Regions from separate parts of the Homo sapiens genome. Here region 1 is linked to region 2. The links are chromatin loops, found by intact Hi-C in ENCODE. Cell type or tissue: heart right ventricle. All regions are shown on one strand. Each heading gives the region's core, and the rest is flanking DNA. Links, peaks and the distances in the headings are about the cores only.

Region 1 (5,381 bases), core at 318-5,317, 130 kb after region 2:
TAGGTCACAAATCCATATAGAATATTTGACAGTGTAGCTTGCTCTAATATTTTTGTTGCAGTAATGTGGGGATGACCACATTACTCATAAGTGAGCTCTGCTGGTCTCTTCAGAATGTCAGGAGAAACTTATGGTGCTGCCTGCACCATCACATATTTTATTTAGACCACAGATGTTCAGTCTCATAATTTAGTTGTCTTATTTTGTTACATTTTCAGCTGCATTTTTTCTTTTTCTTATCTTGCCTTTATAATTTTATTGGAATTTGTCTAGTTATAGCCCACCTACATGGAAAAAGACTATTATTTGTGGCAACTTCGGCCCACAAATCTATATATATAACTTGAAATGCGTAGGTTTCTTATCTAAGAAACCTTTGCACAACCCTATAGGAAATGTAGAAGTGTGCATATATCTTTACCATTATTGCAGCTACTGTTTCAGTAGTTTCTGTTGGAACATTTGCAATGACTTCCAAAGATAATATTCTTCTAATTTAAGACTTTGGTTTGGTTTTTATAAGCCAAGTTGTCTTTATTATAATTCTCCTGTGAATTGGTCTTCTTTGGGAAGGAATTTTCTAGCACTGGAGGACAGGTTTCCATATAGTTATAGGTTAAAATACCCTTCCTCCACCCTCACCTTTCCAGCTTAATTGCTTCTGTCAGCGGCCACATATATGGTTGTCAACAGTTTACAGACAGTGATTTAACCCTCAGTTTTAGAAACATATAGAGGTGATGTCTTGACAAAAAAGAGCAAGCAGTATAAAGATGTACATGTAGCCCTACCTACTTCCATGATTTTTGTCTCTGCCCAGCAAGAGTCAGTGTTATCTTTAAAAACAAATTGCTTCTGGTATATGTGCGATAACATGTATGTGTGAGATTGTGCACATGTACATGTGCAGTGGAGTGGGCATCAATGTATTTTACTGATTGAAGAACACAGAATAATTTCTATTCTCATTTGTTTTGGAAACTTGGAACAGGAAGAGGGAACTTGGCTTCATCAATGAAGATGATTGGCTCCCGATAATGGCTCCCTTCTGGTGCCAGATTTAAGGCAGGAAAAAGCAAACAGCTGTTCAAAATGACTTTCACCTAGTAAACACAGGAGAGAAGGCAGCTAACACTTACTGGATGCCTTCTGTGTGCCCAGCTTTAGTCTAATTGCTTTACACATGTTAACTCATTTAAACCTGATGGCAATCCTGTGAGATAAATGTGGTTCTCCCCAGTTTACAGATGAAGAAACAACTGAGGCTTTGAGAAGTGAACTGACTCTCCCAGAGTCAGACAGCTAACAAGAGGCAGAGGAGTTGGAATTTAACTTAGGTCTGTCTCATTATAAAACCATCCAGTTTCCAGGGTACCATGGAAACTTGTGTCACTGTGAGTCAGATACTCTCATTCTGTCAGGGTGTGAAATGCCCCTTAAAATACTGTTATGTGAAATCATAGCTGGTGGCTTTATGCACTATCCTCACTGACTCTGCTAACCTTGTTTGAATAAATTAAAAAATATTTATGAACATGTACCATGCCCCTAGCAAAGTTCTAAATGCCGTTGGGGGAAAAAAGAAGGGTAAAATATGGTCCCTGCCCTTGGATGGGTAACTCTCATTTGGCAATCAGAAAAGCAGTACATGCAGCAGCTGATGGCCATGATGATATTTAATAAATTTGTGACTTGGGTGACAACAGAAACTGAATAACTGTATGACATCATTCAAGCACAAAATCCAGAAGCTGAGAAGGGGGAGATTAGTATATGCTAGGGTGAAGGGAATCTAGAAGGACAGTTTAAATGTGGCTGCATGGAAGGCTGGAAGGAAGACTTGAGAGAAACAGCTGGACTGAGCAGTGATTGTAGAAACATAAAGTGTCATCATTACAGATTTAAGAAGAGTAACATCTGCCTGGCACTTTACAGTTTCCAGAGCACTTTATTTTCTTATTTCTATTTTCTCTCACTTCCATTATTATTGTTATTAATCATCATCACCCCTGCTTTACCTATGAGGAACACCAATCAAGTACCATCCCTTACACATATTGTGCCCTAGGAAGGGCTCCTGAGGAAATAAATAAAAGACTCTCATGCTGAGAGAGAAGCAGCAGGACACTTGCTCATGGTCACACAGCTAGTGAGAAGCAGAGACTTGGCCTTATCCCACGCCCTCTGATTCCAAGTTTGGATAAAAAATAAAGGCTTTTTCTAGAGTTTTATATTCCTTATCAATGGCTTCCAGTTTACAAATGGGTTGTATTCCAGAAATTTTCTTTTCTTTCCTTTTCTTTTATTTATTTATTTATTTATTTTTTTTTTTTTGAGACAGAGTCTGGCTCTGTCACCCAGCCTGGAATGCAGTAGTGTGATCACTGCAACCTTTGCCTCCCGGGTTCAAGCGATTCTCCTGCCTCAGCCTCCTTGAGTAGCTGGGATTACAGGCACGCACCACCATATCCAGCTAATCTTTTTGTATTTTTGGTAGAGACGGGGTTTCACGATGTTGGTCAGGCTGGTCTCGAACTCCCGACCTCGTGATCCGCCCGCCTCAGCCTCCCAAAGTGCTGGGATTACAGGTGTGAGCTTTTATCCTGTTTTTTTTTTCTTTGCAACCTATAACACATTTTCAGGAAGTGTCATAAAGCTAGATTCCAAGGTCCATTTGGACCTATTGCAAAAGAGAATATGCCTTAACTGTGACCTGCTTATTCTGTTTTAATTATGTCTGTTCACTCTTTACAAAATAGTTCTTAATACAAACAATACATTCTGAGGCAGGGCAGACTATATAATTTGTGGGTCCCAGTACAAAAGGAAAATGTCAACTCTTCATTCAAAAATTAAGTATTTCAAGATGGCGTCATCAGAGCATGAAACCAAACACGGGGTCCTTCTGCATGAGGGGCCCTGGGGTTCCACACAGGTCTCATGCTCACAAAGCCAGTGCTTTGGTTTAGAATACAAGGAATACCTTTTTATCCTAGAAATTTTATCAGAGAGTGCGCTGGAGGCATATACATGTGCGGGGCCCGGAGAGGAGGAGTGGACAGGATATGGATTGGATATGGCTTTCTGCGTCCAACTGCACTCTACTCCTAAGTACCAGGAACGTGTTAACTCTCAGTTGCACAAGGAAAAATATCTCTTGATAAGTCATCCCCAAAGAATTCTGATTTGGAGCAAAGGGGAGGATGTAAAAGTGGGAGGTAGTACAAACATCAAAAAAAGAAAAAAAAAAAAGGCTTTCTGTACTCACTGCCAACTCAGATTTGGTTCATTTTCAAGTTTATAAGTTTATTATTATAAGTGTAGATAAGGCTCATTCTTATGTAGAGGTCCCAGTACCTTCCACATATATTTCTGGCACAGAAAAACAGATGGGATAGAAATTTACACAAAAATCACATCTGCCACTCTGGACAATTAAGCAAAACATGAAATTGCAACTAAAAACCACAGGGTATTTAAATAGAACAAGATTTCAAATGAAGGACTCATGTTGTTGAACCAGAATGTGGTTTAACTCTACATCTTCTGAAAAGGGAGGATATTTTTTGGTCTTTCCATATATACTTTTTTTTTTTCCACATCAGTAGATGTGCCTACTTAACGAAAACAACTTTTCTCATTCAGAGAGAGGCTAAGCCAAAATATAGTACTCTTTCGAATCATATTATCTGAAGGGACATGAAAAGGGAGTAAAAAAAACCTAACATTGATTTCACACCAGCCATGTGCTAGGGGCTCAGCAAAACTGCAGACAGCAAGTACAGCCGGCTTTATTTTACAGTTGAGGAAACAAGCTCTGAGATGTCATCCAAGGCCTCCCAGACAATAAGTGCTAGCTTGGGACTTAAGGCTTGAATTCTAAGTCCAAGCTTGTATTCTTCCCACACACCAGACTACCCATCCTGTTCTGAATTCCAACACAAGAAGCCCAGGACACAGAGGGGCACAGGGCCTGCAAAGCAATCCAGCCCCTCAACCTTGCAGGAACCCAATCATCAAGAGGGGAGACCCTACTATTAACATTCTCTGGGTCCTCATGGAGGCTGAGCACTGCTTTATAACTTTGCTTTTGCTCCCTTAAATGTTTCGGAAATGTGACTTGGATTTATAGATTGCAACGGCTTTCCATTGTGTGAAACCCAGTGGTTCCCGATAGAATGGTTCCAGCCAGCAAGAACAGTTGCCTTGTGCTGAGTGTAGCGGAAGAAGACAATAATTGACAGAGAAGCATATCATCTCTTTCTACCCAGTGTACCCAATCCACTCTGCCTCATCTCCCCACCATGGACCTGGAATGTTGTCAACCTACTTGTGTGAGATAAGAAAACTCTCATTAAGAAATCCATTCATCACGCCTGTAATCCCAGCCCTTTGGGAGGCTGAGGCAGGCAGATCACTTGAGGCCAGTAGTTCAAGCCCAGCCTGGGCGATATGGTGAAATCTGTTTCTACTAAAAATACAGAAATTAACTGGGTGTGGTGGCACACGCCTGTAATCCCCCAGCTACTCTAGAGGCTTAGGCATGAGAATTGGTTGAACCCAGGAGGCGGAGGTTGCAGTGAGCTGAGATCACACCACTGCACTCCAGCCTGGGCAACAGGGTGAGACTCTGTCTCAAAAAGAAAAAAAAAAAAGAGGAAAGAAGGAAAGAAGGAAGGCAGGCCAGCCATTCAAATTGATTCGAACATCAGATTCTTTGAACTTGCACATGTGATGTGGTTTGACTCCCTTATAAATACATCGAATTTGGTGGCTTAAAGCTTTAGAGTGGATCATGAAGAATCTCACAGGGGTCAAATGAGACTCTGGCCCCAAATTATGGATCTGTACTTGGGGTACATTTTCTTTCCTGGCCCCTACAAAGGTGAGCAGAAGACACATTTCCTTTGGTGTCAGAAGTGGCTTCATCTTTGTGGTCCTGCAGGGTAAAGTGTGACACAAGAGAAGACTTAGGTCCAGAAGATGCTATACATAAAGTGGGGAAAGCACCTTGCCCCTAATGAAGGCCCCTGAGACATGCACTCTTTTCTGCCCTTCACATGATGAAGTCTCACTTTGACATTTATTAAATGGGCCCGGTAGAACCAGTCCTCTCCTAAGGCTGTTGTAAGGACCAGATGAGGTCTTGTGTGTGCTGTACAAATGGGAATGACACCATCATAACCAGGAAGATTGAGTTGGAGTTGGAAATCTAGGGAGCATGGCAAATGTGGACCTTGAGCCAACTTTTATTACTGTGGCACCAAATCATTTATGAATAACTTATATATAAGTGATGAAACTCTATAGTACTAAAAGGAACTTGGTTCCAGTCACTTGCCCTCATGCCCTTACTCCATTTTGGTCTATAAAAAAAGTCA
Region 2 (5,381 bases), core at 228-5,227:
CCTTTTGGAGAGTGCCAGGTTTCACCAACTATGTGCACGTGGTTCTATGTAGACCTGTCCATTGATCTTGGAGCCTATTCTTAGCATCATAGGTGACAAGGGGCCATGTTGCCTGCCTGTAGAGATGGCAATTGTGGGCAGGAGTTAACTCTAAGGCTGCGAATATTCTGTACCTTCTTTCCTTATTCTTATAAGAGGCAAGTGATACATCTTAGAGAAGGTAGAAGTGTGTGTGGGGGAAGGGGTTTATTGTGAGGGTGGGGGTGGGGAGAAAAGGAGGAACAACTGTAAAAAATGTTAATTTATTAATCACTGAATATACAGCAGTTCATCTGAAATGCTGTTGCTATGCCAACACCCTGGGAGTTTATTTTCTTAATCCAAGAGAGGAGCTCTCAGTCCCCTGCTCCCCTGCTGTGTCATTTGAATTTGCTGCTGCCACCGCTGCCACCATGGTATCTGTTTTAAAAAGTGGGGGGCGAGGGGGGAGGGAGGGGAACCAGGCTAAACCACCAAAGCAGTCAAATGCAAAGCAGTAAGAGGCCTTTCTCAGTGCGACTTAGTAAAAATGACACAAATTAATATACTCTACTTAAACCAGACCAAGATTAATGGTTCTCTTTCAGTGCAGCTTAGCCCAACTGTCACTCGACAGGCGTTTGTCGGACAAAATCAACACTAATCAACATTTATTCGTCTCTTGCCCTTGGGTCTGAGGCGCGCGCGGGCTGCGCCATTCTCCCGCTCGTCTCGCCACGCTTTTCACCCTCCATCCAGCCTCGCCATATATCACCCTTCCTCCTGTGCCTCTCCTCGGACGGATCCACACACTCAGCTATCAGGGTACATTAGAGGCATGATAGATTTTCTGTTTTAATTTACGTCTATTATATTGCAACATAACAGATTTTGATTCCGTAGAGACCGGTGTCTCCTATAGCCAGACTCCTTGGGAGGATTTCTGCATTAACTTATTAAGGTTCGTTAGGATGCAGCTTCAAATAGATTCCCTTCTCTCTGGCTTGTTCTCTCTCTGTGTGGCAAGCTCAGTAAAGATGTCTTGGTGTACCTTATTCACAAGCACAGCTCATTTTCTTTAGACTTGGCTTCCTGTGCTGGATCACATGAGGCTGGCTGGGTTCCTCCTTTACTTTCTGATTGGACTTTGATCAGCCAACAATGGGCGTTGCAAGCTCCCCAGTCCCTGCCTGGTCTGGGTAAATGGGCCTTGACAAATCTGGTGGCCTCCAGTCAGTGGGCACCCCCTCCCAGGCTTTAGTTCTAGCCCCCAGCATCTTTCTCTCTCTCTCTTTTTTTTTTCTCCTTTTGATCTCAGTTACAGTTAGATTTTATTTATATTGCACCTCAGGTCTACAGAGATGGAAGGGGGGAGGAACACAGTTTCTTGGGTTAACCAAGGAGAAGGATGTTGAAAGGATGACTGAAAGAGTGAGTCTGAACAAGGCTATTTTCATTTCTACATGACCATCTTGAAGGCATCTTATTTCAGCTTGGAACAAGGTGCATGAGCCCAGCTTGTTTGTTGCATGTGGGAAGTGTATATTTTTAGTTGCCTTGTAGAGTGGCTTTCCACCTCATTTATGAAATTGGCTTTTTATTTTTATCCTTTTCTCTTTTTCCCTTTCACCAGAGTTGGAACGTGAAGCACAGTTTCTACTTGCTGACGTAGTATTTCCTCTTGATTTTTAGTGGGGTTGGGGTGTTTTATGAGTACTAAGGTCACATTGAACTTTGGACACCTAGTCACCTTGTTGCTGGCTGCAGAGAAGAGCTTGAGAAGGAGACAGAAATCTTCTCGTCTTCTCATCATGGCTTTGACAAATGCCCAGGGAGACTGCAACTTTCTTCTCAACTTGGCTGTAACACTGGAGCCCTTGGCCACTTAGAAGGCCTGAGTTTTTTTATATTTTCCACCAAGCTGCTGATTCTAAACTGTGGTGGGGTTTCTTTCATGGCCAGAATGGGGAGAAACCGTGGGCTGAGTTGGGGATGTGTGGTTTGTGTGTGTTTATGTGTGATCACTGAAGTGTAGGATATGGTAGGAGGATGGCTTAGGACTTCCATTTTGGTTTCTTATTACACAGCAATAAAGTAAATGGGGCTTAGTATAACTTTGCACTTATAGAAATGTAGCTCAATTTAAGAAACAAAACTCCGCCAACAGGAGTGCTCAGTATCTTCAGCTTGGGAAACTGACCTCGTTAATTTTAATGAGGGGAAAAATTCTCCAGCTGGGGCTGAGAAGAAAATGAAATACCAATGAGGTTATCACTTTGGATGATCTCACTGAATTCAGACTATACTTGGAACGATGCTTGGAGAATTTTCTAAAATCCTATGGAGAGATTTAGAAGAAAATGCATATGCCCTTGATAGTATTGACAGACTGCTTTCCCTGATAGGCAGAGCCGAACTCTATATAGTGCCTCCTAAAGGGGTCATTTGAAAAGTTAACATATTAAAAAGTTGGACCAAAGTAAAACTGAGAGAAAAAATGGATTAACGTGATTCTTATGTGGGTCTAGCGTGAAAGCAGCGGGGCTGGTCGGACGGTGGCTGAGGCCGTTGACTATAAGCCAGGGGCTCCTGAGTTCAAGTGCCTACTGGGATGCTAACTTCCTGTGGGATTTTGGGCATCTGTTTTTTATCGACCAAAGGCAGGAGGTAGGGTGAGGGAGTCCTGTTATTCAGTAGGCAGCTATTTGATTTGCTCAATAAGTTGATGACTTTGGCCCTGCTGCTGAGGAGTGACAGATTGTGACCAATGAGGTTAAGATGACTGTAGGACAAGTTTGCCCTCAGTGAGGAGAGGCCTGCCAAGTTCCACTGACGTTTGGTTGGGGACCACAGAAAGAAACATCACCATTCAAGGTATTTGGCCCTTATTTTGTCCTAGTTCACTAAATGGCAGATCCTGGGGAGGAGATTATTTCACCAGTGGATTCTTCAGAGGTATGGGGGCAGACAGAACAGGCTTTCTTCTCCAAAAGTTCAAGCTTGCTGACTCAAGCTTCTTACTCATCTCTCTGGCATGTCACTGCACTCAGGAGAAGATTTGTGCAACTATCAGGTGCAAACTCAAGTATCACCAAAGGGATACTTTCTGATTAAATAGAGCCATCGTGCTCTGGGGACCATCTCAATATCAGTGGAATATTGAGGGGGTCTATTAATGTTTATACGTTCCTTCGAAATTCAGCCTTTTTCTTTGAAAGCTGTAAGGCAGCAGTTAAGGGCACTCGTACTGCTGCTATGGCTGTGTGTGTATGTGATGGGAAAGGCTGGTTGCCAAGCAGCGGAGAATGGACATAATCATGCTGCCTAGCAACAGCGGCAGCGTGGTCACTTGCGCAGATTTCTGCGCCTCTTCCTGTTTGGTCTGCTGGAAAATACAGATGGCTTCTATGGGTCGCTCTCTGCCCTAGCCATAGTGAGAGGTAGGAAAACATTATGAACCAGGGTGGAAAAATACACAAGTGCATGTTTTAAAGTGATTCGTTTCCAAACTGCCTAGGGCTGAGCAGGGATTCTTACATAGCATTCCTCAGTTTCCCCTTTGAAGATATTGTGCACTGGCACGTTGACTTGTAAGCAGGAAGAGGAATCTTTGAAAAGTGCTAGGCCCCTCTGGGTGCTGCCTCTACTGAGCCCGAGCCTTTACTCTGCATGTGTGAATATAAAGCCACCAGTTTTCTGATAAAGACACACACATACACTCACACACACTCACACCATGGGTGAAAACGACAAGTGGAGCAGAGCGTGACTACTGATTGTTCTTTGAGGCCGGAGGAACAAAGCAGTCAGGAGCGATAAAGGCAGGTGATCCCTGCTGGTTTGCCCTTTCTCCCAGCTCTGACCGTCACCGTCACACATGACATTCTTGAATGAGGTCACCTGCTCACTACAGATTCTAAAAGGGGCTTGCTTGGCAAAGACCTCCAGGGTCAGAGTGCCGGCCTTTACTGTTTTTGGCAGTTGTGTGCATGGAACATTGGAAGCGTTTGGAACGGAATGCTTAAGGAAGATATTATTTGGCAGCAAGAAAAAGGGAGTGTGCAGACTCCCCCTACCCCTCCTGGGATGAGTAGGTACTGCCTGCCCGTTTTTTCTCTACAGGAGTTGAATAGTAGCCAGAGTACAGGCTTGGCATCAGAAGGCCTTAGTTCAATCCTTATCTCTTCTACCTACCAGCAGTGTGGCTTTATGCAAGCTCTTGTTCATCTGAACCTTACCGCTCTTGTCTGTAAGGGATAGCAATATCGGTTTTACAGAGTGGGCTGAAAGGTTAAAAGAGGCGCTAGTTCTTTTTGGCATGCAGCAAGTATAAAGTAATTGTTGCTGTTCACCTCCTCTCCATGATTAAAGAGTAGGAAGTTGGGAAAAGAAGGTGAGCACTGCAGCTACCTTGTTGATTCCAAACTTCAGTGTCTTGGTTTTTGTCTTCCTTCTTAGCCTCCTAAATGAAGAGCCTTTATTTCCTTCTGTTTAGATTAGAAAAGATGAGAGATCTCTCTCCTTTTGATGCTGGGTGCCTGGATGGTATTAATTGATTTTAGTGATTTCTTAATCCATACAGAATCAGTTAGGATGGTTTGCTCCCATCTTATGGATGATGAGACAGTAGTACAGAGCAGTGGGATGATTTGTTTGGAACCCTGGAGACCATTAATTCCAAGATCCAAATCCTATGGCCTGTGCTCATTTTGGCAGCACATATGCTAAAGTTGCAATGATACAGAGAAGATTGGTGTGGCCCCTAGGCAAGGATGACATGCGAAGTGGTGAAGTGTTCCTTATTTATTTATTTATTAAAACAGGGTCTTGCTCTGTCACTCAGGCTGGAGTGCAGTGGCATGACCATGGCTCTCTGCAGCCTTGACTTCCTGGGCTTAAGCGATCCTCCCACCTCAGCCTCCCTGTTAGCTGGGACTATAGGCATGCACCACCATGCCCAGCAAATTTTTTCTATTTTTTGTAGAGATGAGGTCTTACTATGTTGCCTAGGCTAGTCTCAAATTCCTGGGCTCAAGTGATCCTCCTACCTTGCCTCTCAAAATGTTGGGATTACAGATATAAGGCACTGTACCCAGCTGTGTTCTATATTAAAAAAAAAAAGAAATCCTATGGCCTGATGGTATAGACGAAGCCCCTGCCAAAGCCAGAGGGGCTGGAGTAGGTAGAAAGCCGCCAAGGAGTCTGAGCGTTCTAGGTATTGACAAGACTTGAATTTTAGACTTCAAAATTGTGACATCAGTGAATGTTCCCCAAACAGATCGCAGCCTGGCTCCTGGAGGTCTGGATGTGCTAGGTGGGTCAGTAGGGTTGGAAGAGGGCCCTTGCATCTTTTTTGCTCTGTT

The links. Hi-C counts contacts between places; a loop is a spot of excess contacts. Peaks named below come from ENCODE experiments on the same cell type or tissue, not always from the same donor. Only the 100,000 strongest peaks of a DNase experiment are listed, where the experiment ranks them.
Region 1: it touches region 2 in a loop (2.9-fold over the local background); 8 of 110 quality-filtered maps call a loop at or near these places.

What each region holds. Positions count from the first base shown.
Region 1 is chr1:164,764,418-164,769,798 of GRCh38, forward strand. All of the region lies in intron 2 of PBX1 (PBX homeobox 1), which reads left to right. PBX1-AS1 (PBX1 antisense RNA 1) reads right to left here. Exons shown (of 4, transcript NR_038072.1): 4 at 4,699-4,939. Among named protein-coding and RNA genes, the nearest start is that of PBX1-AS1, 7.5 kb to the right of the region's middle. In heart right ventricle, for the core only: no CTCF peak of the experiment used is centred there; no DNase peak of the experiment used is centred there; H3K27ac peaks cover 4,813 bases.
Region 2 is chr1:164,634,847-164,640,227 of GRCh38, forward strand. All of the region lies in intron 2 of PBX1 (PBX homeobox 1), which reads left to right. It also overlaps the pseudogene RNU6-171P. Among named protein-coding and RNA genes, the nearest start is that of PBX1, 78 kb to the left of the region's middle. RefSeq lists an enhancer at 58-1,391. In heart right ventricle, for the core only: no CTCF peak of the experiment used is centred there; DNase peaks (open chromatin) are centred at 3,335 and 3,880; H3K27ac peaks cover 4,002 bases.